2 separate regions of the Mus musculus genome follow, and region 2 is linked to region 1. Evidence: chromatin contacts called from ENCODE POLR2A ChIA-PET data. All regions are on one chromosome and are shown on one strand. The core of a region is the stretch at or near the end of the contact, and the rest is flanking DNA. Distances in the headings are between cores, read along the strand shown. Region 1 holds the start of Pmf1 (polyamine-modulated factor 1). Region 2 holds the start of Lamtor2 (late endosomal/lysosomal adaptor, MAPK and MTOR activator 2).

Region 1 (4,388 bases), core at 1,162-3,661:
AGGTGGCTGCTCAAGGGCTATGTATTGTGTACATGGGCAAAGATGCAGTTGTCATGGGAACGGTTGGAAGACTGACTGGTACCTGGCCCTGTCCTAAGCATTCTAGGTGAGTTAGCTTATCAAGTCCTCACAGGATCCTTGTGATGACCATCCATTACCATCATCCCCAATACTCAGATGACCAAGAACTGGTAGACAGAAGCTTGTCCAAGGCCGCTCAGCTGGGATGTGATGAAGCCAGCTAGAATGTACACTCCACCATTCAGAGAAGGGAGAACCCAAGAATCTGAACTATAGAAGGGCCAAAGGGATTGAAGCAGAGACTAAGACCTGCACAGGTTGACTCAAAAGGACGGACTTGGGAGGTAAGACTAAGATGACGCAGCCTGACGAAGGCAGAAACCGTGAAGACAGAGTAAGAGGAGATCTGGACAGGCAGATCTGCACTCAGACATGAATTCTCACCACGACCAATTACCTGAACCTGCAGAGTGGGTAGGGAGTTTCTATGGCTCATACATAAAACTACTCTTTCTGTGTAGTACTGTTTCCTGAATGCCAACCAGCTTTGCTATTTCTGAGCCTGGAGGTAGAGCCCCAGGCCTCCCAGCAGCTCCATCACTGAGCCCTACCTACCACTGAGTCCCATCGCCCTCACCTCCTTGCCTTTCTTTAGTTTAAAATGCCAGCAACTGAGGCACAATTGATGTTCGCTCTTTCCTTGGGCTTAACATAACTATATAAATCACACCCTGCCTAGAGCATCCCAGGCCATAGCACTGGATCAGGATATGGTAAGACCTTAGCCCCTCAGCCTCATGGGACCCACTCCTCTGTAACAAGCTGCTGGCTGCACTGTGTCCTGGTGGGAGACCTGGCTTCTCTCTGAATAGTACTAACTGGCCTTTACCCTGGGCTCCACTAATACCACCAACCCAGTCTCTTCTGGCAGGTTCAAATGTCACAAGACACAGAAAAGGAATCCCTTGCTTGCTGCAGCTAAAGAGAAAGACTGTTTCAGAAGGTCCAGGAGACTGCCAGGACCAAAAAAAAAAAGATTTCGCTTTTGGAGAGACAAGGCAGGGGAGTGCAGATAGCAGGGCCATGTGCGACTGCATCTTTATATTGTGAAACCTAAGATTGGCACTTCTGGCAGTTGGGCCTTAGCCAGGCCAACGAAAAGGACAGCAGGGCAAGAATTTGAGGTCCACCTGAAGCCAGCATGTCCAGTCTTCCTCTAGTCACTGTGGAAGTCACTAGAGCTCTGCTGGCTGGAGCGGGAAGGCATGGGAGGTGGCGAGCACTGAGCCTATAGTCTTTTTTTTTTGAGACAAGGTTTCTCTGTAGCCCTGGCTGTCCTGGAACTCACTCTGTAGACCAGGCTGGCCTCAAATTCAGAAATCCGCCTGCCTCTCCCTCCCAAGTGCTGGGGTTAAAGGCTTGCGCCACCACTGCCCGGCTAACATTCCTTTTTTTAAAATGTTAATTTGATTCGGTCATGTTTATGTCTAGGTATTTTGCCTGCACGTATGTATTTGCACCATGTACATGCTTAATGCCCACCAGAATAGTGTCAGATCCCCTGGAAGTGGAGTTACAAGTGGGTGTGAACCACCATGTAGGTGCGCTGCAAGATCTGCAAGATCAACGAGTGCTCTTACCACTGAGCCCAGGACATTCCTGGTTATGAGGCCTGGCACACCAGCCTGTAAGGACAGCCACTCATTTCTGAGTTCGAGACCAGCTTGGTCTACAGAGTGAGTTCCAGGACAGCCAGGGCTACAGAGAAATCCTTTCTCAAAAAAAAAAAAAAAAAAAGACTGCAAGCTCAGTGCTTGCCACCTCCCGCGCGCTCCAGCCAGCAGAGCTCTGCGCTCATCTGGCGCCCTGGCGCGTTAGGTCTACGTAAGCAGATGACCTCTGGGGAAGGACGTCGGCTGCCCTAAGGCTGCCGCGGGCCCCAGGCTGCTGCCTTGCGGGACGGTGGAGAAGACAGCAACTGCAATCCGACCTTCCCTCTACTCCTCCGCAAACCGCGGCGAGAGGTTTCAGGGGAGCAGCCCTGCTCCACCGCGGCGGGTCGCCCACGTGACTGCGCCAAGCGTATCTCGCGGGACTTACGATCCTGCGACAGACCTCCCGCCACCTCTCCCCATTGGTCGCCACCTACCTCCTGTCGGCGACTAGCTTCTGGAGGAAAGTGTCTACTATGGCGTCCAGGAGTTTCACCCTGGGGATGGTCGCGTCCCCTGGCACAGCTTCCGGAGAGGAGCCCTCAGGCCCCCTTTCCGCAGCCTCGCTATCTCGGCTCACCTCAGCCATGTTGAAATTGAACCGCCAAAATAAACTGGCCCTGCAGCTCCTCCCAACAGGACCTCCGATTGGAGGCCGCGGAATGCCCGTCACGGAGCCGGATGGGGCGGGGCAGTGGCCGAGGACGAGGAATTAGTTCTCAGCTCCGGGGGGAGGGAGGGGGGGAAGGGCAGAAAACAAAACCCAAAAGCCAGAGTTTAGGGGCTCAATAAAAACTTTTAATTACATTTCAAAGATCTCATACAGTGCAACAGTGAATATTCGCAGCTAATCTCCTCGAGTCCATTTCTAGCTAATGCTGAATGTGCATTCTTTCCCATGTGCCTCTATCCAGCCCTCCTGTCTTGCCGAGTTTCTAATTTGTGTGTTGACCAATGGGTCAACATTTCTAGCTGTTTTGGTCTCCAGTTTTGGAAAAATGGCCGCCCACTGGCTCATCTTCACCAAGGCCAATCCCAGACCCTGACCTTGGGAGAGTAGGAGTTCCGACACGGGGGTGCCTTTTACCTTTATATCCAAGGTCCTTTCAAACACAAGGGGAAAGAAGGAAAGGGAGATAGGACAAGAAAGGGAGAGGCTTAAACACCGGACAAGAAAAGTCGGGAAGGAGTAACCTAAGGTATGAAAGGTGGGAGGAACCTATGTCCACACTCTGCCCCGTTAGGAAAGACCAAAGAGCAGAGCTGTCCAATCACAAAGGTCTTGATAGTGAAAGCCTGAGAGGGGCCCTTGCTCCACTGTATTGATAGGTCTTAAGGTAGAGGTGAGGAGCGAAAGGATTTAAAATGATCTGTGGGCTTCACCCTTCAGATGACTATGGGCAAGATTGAAGGGCTCTCTCAATAAAGTGCAGGAAGTGGGGCCTGGCGGCGTCCTGTAAACCTGGAACTTAGGAGGTGGAGGAAGATGAAGAGTTCTAGGCTACCCTCTGCTACATAATGAATTCAAACCCAGCCTGGGATATATGAGACCCTGTCTCAAAAAACAAACCAAAATGCTGAGACATTAGTAGAGGGCTCAGAAGGAAACAAATACAGACTACAGCGAGTAGTAGGAGGTGTGTGTGTGGAGACTGGGTCAAGTCAGGATGGAAGAATGTGGAGCAGCCGTGAGAAACATGAAGGCTTCAGTTAGCACCTTCCAATTTGGCACCATGGCATTTCCCAAGCATCTCCCAGGCTGAAGAGCAAGATCTGCCTGCTTTCTTCCCTCCCATTCCTGGATGTGCCTCTCTGCCACCAACACAGGCTCAGTAGAGGCAGGGAAGAGGGACGCTCCTGAGGAAAGCATCAATGGTTTTGGCAGTAAGAGGCTGGTAACCAGGTGGACCTGGCCTTGGGTGCCTTCCTGACTGTATTTTTTTTTTTTTTCTGTTGCCAGCACAGGGTACCATGACTGGGATGATACTTCACAACCAAGGACAAGAAAAAAAAGGATAGTTCATATTCCAGAGTCCCACTGTGAGACACCTGTTGCTATTCATCTGGGTGGCAGGTGTGCCTGTGGCACTGCTGCCTCGGGCTCAGAACCTCCGTTGTACCTCCAGGGCTTGGCTCAGCTGGCCTGAGGAGATAAGAGTGAGGAACACACATCCAAGCCAGTGGCTCTTTCCCAACCTGGCTTCAGGGCAAAGTTCCAAGGACAGTGTTCTCTAGTAAGTCTGACCCACTTATAACTATGCCCCTCTACTGTAGTCACCTGGGCCAATGAAGGCCAGCAGCTCATGCGGTTCCCGGGCCTGAGGGACAGGGAAGGGGGATAAAGAATTGGGATCTGTGTCACAGTTTTCCACTTCTCCAAGGAGTGGGGTCTGACAGCAGACTGAGCTATGAGGGTGAGTTGGCTCATTCACAGATGTTCAGCTACACATAGGAAGCCTTAGCATTCCTCCCTCCTAGTAACTCCCCTAGAAGATGAACGCCCTGCAGAGTGTGTGCTGCTCCGATTTGTCCCCCCAAAGGCAGGACAAAGCAGTGAACAACTCAGGTCCCAAATTTAAAATAAGCAGGCATAAAAAAATAAATAGACCCCAGGCAGCTACTCAGAGCCTTGGCCTGAGGCTCGAGAAGAAGCAG
Region 2 (4,388 bases), core at 497-2,996, 140 kb after region 1:
ATGGGGCACATATATACCACCTGGGCAAAGCAACTCATACATACAGAATAAAACAAACCTTAAAAAGGTAAAAACAACTCCCCCCCACACACACACAACCCAACTTATGTCTCTTCTTTTCCTATGGTGTAACTTTTCAAAATGGGGATCAATTAGGGTGGGTCAACATTTGAAAATAACAATAAAAATGTCATGGCACATCTATGTGAGAGAAGTGATGTTTCACAGAACTTGCTCCAGTGTGTATACTAGCCTCTGACTCAAAAATAAAAACTGTGTTTCTTGGAATGGGTTCTAGAATCCCAAACACTCTAGGCAACTGCTCTACCACTGAGCTCCACATCTGTCCCTTAAAAAGCATTTCTTAGAGCTTAGCTAGGCTGCAGTGACACCAGCCCTGGACTCAGTACCCAGTGTGAATGAGAGTGGGTGTAAAGAATGGGCTGCCAGCATGACAGTGAAGAGCTTCCCAAGGGGCCTTCCCCACTGCAAACACCTTTTTCAGTTCTGCACACTGCCACTCTTCAGAGGACTTTAGCCCTTTCTCCCGACAACCTTTTCCCATTCTGTGATGCTCCATCTTTACTGATCTTTGTCCAAGCCTCACTCCGCCCTCGGCCCTTTGCAATTGCTGTTGTCAGAAATACTTGCAAAGTCTGCTCGGTGGTGGTGTACACCTTTAGTCCCAGGACTTGGGAGGCAGAAGCTAGCAGATTTCAGAGTTCAGCCTGATTCTATAGAGTGAGTTCCAGGACAGCCAGGACTACACAGAGAAGCCCTGTCTCGAAAAACAAAAAAAGAAAAAGAAAGAAAGAAAACAAATACTCGAAGAGAGCCTGCCTCAGTCTCTCGTGTACTGAACTAGAGGCATAAGCCACCATAGCAAGCACTGTTAGAAATATTTCCCCAAATGATTGCTGTATGGCTTAATTCTCTTCCCCTTTCCTATCGTCCTTCGGATCTTTTAACAAATGTCTCCTTTTCACTGAGATGGACCCTCACATAGGCCAGCACCGTACTCTCACTTCCTTTTTTAATATCTATGTTTTATTTGGCAAGGTGCGATGGTGCACACCTGCAATCTCAGGGTTGAGGTGGCAGAAGCAGGATAATCATTGCAAGTTCGAAGTCAGCCTACTTTACTCCATACCATGCAGTCCATCAGGATAAATTTGAGACTGTCTTCATTAAACGCTTGGTTCCCGTTCCTATCATACGCGGCCCAGATGTTACTGGCGATGGCCGCAGTGACCCGGGCATCTGTGTCCCCATAACCGGAGTAGGCCAGCAGCGATCCCTCATTATTCAGCAGCCTGGCAAGAATGGGAAGGATATCAACAAACTCAGGAAGAGTGAAAGGTCTGAGTTCCTATCCCAATTCCAGCTACTGGCGCTTTTAGGAAGCAAGAATCCAGGAACACGCTAATCAACTGTCCATTTCCCTTTCCGAGGAAGCCCTCAAGCAGGGTTTCCGAAGCTGCAGCTTGCAACATTAGCCACCTCCCGGCGTAGGGCTCTTCCCTACCCCTACTGCAGACAGCCGCGCGCCGCCCCATTCCAGCGCTCGCTGCTTGGGTTCTTGTTCACTCACAGGGTGCTCTGGACTCCTCCAGTGTTGGCTTGGCTTAGCACCTGCGTCAAAGCCTTGGGACGCAGCATGCCTGCGTCTCTTAACCCTGACCTGCACCAACACACCCCTACAGTCGCAGCCTCTTGCTCTCCCTCAGTCGCTTCCGGTGGCCCAGGAGCCCAGCTACGAGGCGCCTGGGAGTTGTAGTCACCGGGCCCATCTACTGAGGCTCTGGCCCAATTCCCGCCCCGCGCGAGGGCCTCTGGGAATCGTAGTTTCATGTGATCGCTCAAGGAATTCTGGGAACCATAGTTCAGCGTTCCAGTGGGACCATGTGGTTGTGGAGTTGGGGGGGGGGAGAGCGGGAGCGCAAGGACAGTGGCAACGGTGGAAATACTTTTAACATCTTCCACGCGAAGGACGCCTTCGTGCCTACTGGTCAATCGCAATCTAATAATAAATCTATCTGTTAGGCACATCCTTGACCATTTTTTAAAGCAATATTGTACGCTAGTCACAATTCTGTGGGGTCTTGCTCTTTTACTCCCAAGGCTCAGAGAAGCCACGTAGGCAAACTCCAGGTCTCTGAAACCGTCCTTAATGGCTCCCTCGGGGCGGTTCCCCGGAGGCCACGACTGCTCGAATCCGCAGAGGTCTTAAGGACGTCCTGAACCAGGAACGAACCCAGGCCTCTCAAGAAAACCAAGTGACCCCAGGGAACGGAGATAAGACGGCGACAACGAAAGTCCTTTGTCCGAACAGGAGGGAGCCGCAGGCGGCCCTGAATCTCCCGCCCTCCGCGCTGTCCGGCCCGGGCCAGCTGCGCACCCTGCTCGGGCCTGGGCCGCCCCAGCTGCAGTGCTCCCCCAGGCCGCCCGGGGCGCTGTGGCTGCGGCTGTCCGGAGTGGGCGGCGGAGCCTTGGGGAGGGGCGGGAGGGGGAGTTGGAGGCCCCGGAGTCGGGCCGGGCCGGGCGGGCCGGGAGGAGGAGGAGGAGGAGCCGGACGGGCTGGCGGGCGGCCGGGCGGCGGCATGGCGGAGCCGAGTGGGGCTGAGACGAGGCCCCAGATTCGGGTCACCGTCAAGACCCCCAAGGACAAGGAGGAGATCGTGATCTGCGATCAAGCCTCGGTCAAGGAGGTAGTATCTGGCTGGGAGGAGACAGGAGGGCGGGAGCAGCGCACCGAGGGGGTCAGAGCAGAGAGGGAGACCTCGGGGTCGGCCTGGCGCCGGGGACGGGCCCCCGGCCGGGGCGGAATCCAGGGGCATACAGGCGGGAGAAGCGGGTAGGGGGCGCCCTGCCAGGGCTAGTCCGGGGAGCGTGGCGCGGGTAGGGGCCGGTTTGGCCGCGCTACCCGGGCTGGGGGCGTGGTGGGGGAGCTTGAGGAAGGGACACCTTGCTTGCGGGCTCCATTTGGAGCCTAGGCTTGAGGAGAGTGTGCTCCAGGGTCACTGGTAGAGGTTCCAGGCGCTAAGGCACCGTGCGGCCCGAGCGAGCTGCGGCTATGCTCTCCCGGGAGTGTCGCGTGGTGGTGGTGCCCTCTCTCTCTCTCTCTCCCTCTCTCTCTCTCTCCACAGAGCCTCCTTGTCGCAAATCGAAACGGTTGTGTAGTTCAGTTTTCTGCTCTACAGGATTTGCTGAGCGCAGTAGGTGCTCAACAAAATAATATAGAATGAGTGAGGGAGTATTGCCTGTGTTCCCCACTGCTTGAAGCTGCTCCAGAATTGCACATAGGCGGGGCTTAGAATAGGCCATCTGGTTGGAAGAGAGGGATCTTTTGCTTAGCAAGTGCACTGTTTATAGTTAGAATATGTGTTGTGTTGTGTTGTGTTTTGGAGGAGCTGATAGAATCTAGAAAATTTAACTCGCCCCAGTGTAGCCGTTGGTACCACTGCTGCTCTCTCATTAGAGAATTTTAAGTCCCCTGGGAAAAGCTGAATTATAAAACAGCTCTTATTGAGAATGTGTCTGATGAAGACATTGATGTCCAGACCTGAGTTCCTATATCCCCGGATACATTACCTCTTCTCTGATCCTTATCTTTAAATTCCCAGCCCTGGGGAGGTAGAAGCAGGTGGATCTATCTGAGTTCGAGGTCTACATAGAAAGTTCCAGGACAGCAAGAGCTACATGCAGAGACCCTGTCTCTTAATTAATTAATTAATTAATTAAATTTAATTAATTTAATTAAGTAGAGATGGTAACTAACACACTAGATTCCTCAATAGATCTCAATAATACTCTAGATTATCTGTTATAGTGATGAGGAAGCTGGGACTGAAAAGCAGAGAGAAGGCTGAAGAGAGACAGCCTGAGCCCAAGGCTAGTTGAAGGATTTAGGATGGGGAGGGCTGCCCATGCCTCTGTGAGGTATCACTTTCAGAGAATTGGGTGGTGGGACAGAAGCTGCTGTTGTGGATAGCAGCAGGGGCTTTCCAGGGTTGGGATACTGTGTCATGGAACTAATTGAATGGATTCTTGTAGCTAGAGGGGCAGAACTGAGGGTCAAGTCTTGCAGCGGGGCGCAGTTGGCCTCTGCAGTGATCTCTGCCTCTTGACCACAGTTCAAGGAGGAGATCTCCCGGAGGTTTAAGGCTCAGCAGGATCAGCTGGTCCTGATCTTCGCAGGCAAGATCCTCAAGGATGGGGACACCCTGAGCCAGCACGGCATCAAGGATGGGCTCACAGTCCACCTAGTCATCAAAACCCCTCAGAAGTAAGTACAGACAGGAGCTGCCCTTGCTCCTGATTGTGACCTCACCTCCCATTCTTTCTCACCTGTTCAGCAGCCAGGCCTGGCACAGATGGATAAGGTCTTA

What was found. ChIA-PET counts read pairs that join two places held with the same protein, here RNA polymerase II (POLR2A).
Region 2: POLR2A ChIA-PET joins it to region 1 with 16 read pairs in embryonic stem cell. The contact joins the promoter of Lamtor2 here to the promoter of Pmf1 in region 1. POLR2A ChIA-PET finds 5 or more read pairs at or near these places in 4 of 5 experiments (Patski and embryonic stem cell).

The regions. Positions count from the first base shown.
Region 1 is chr3:88,407,986-88,412,373 of GRCm38, forward strand. Pmf1 (polyamine-modulated factor 1) reads right to left here and starts at 2,412. Exons shown (of 5, transcript NM_025928.4): 1 at 2,171-2,412. The coding sequence starts at 2,322. It overlaps Slc25a44 (solute carrier family 25, member 44), which reads right to left. Exons shown (of 4, transcript NM_178696.5): 4 at 2,509-4,388.
Region 2 is chr3:88,551,205-88,555,592 of GRCm38, forward strand. It overlaps Lamtor2 (late endosomal/lysosomal adaptor, MAPK and MTOR activator 2), which reads right to left and starts at 1,747. Exons shown (of 4, transcript NM_031248.4): 1 at 1,592-1,747; 2 at 1,151-1,313. The coding sequence starts at 1,659. It overlaps Ubqln4 (ubiquilin 4), which reads left to right and starts at 2,512. Exons shown (of 11, transcript NM_033526.2): 1 at 2,512-2,708; 2 at 4,134-4,285. The coding sequence starts at 2,601.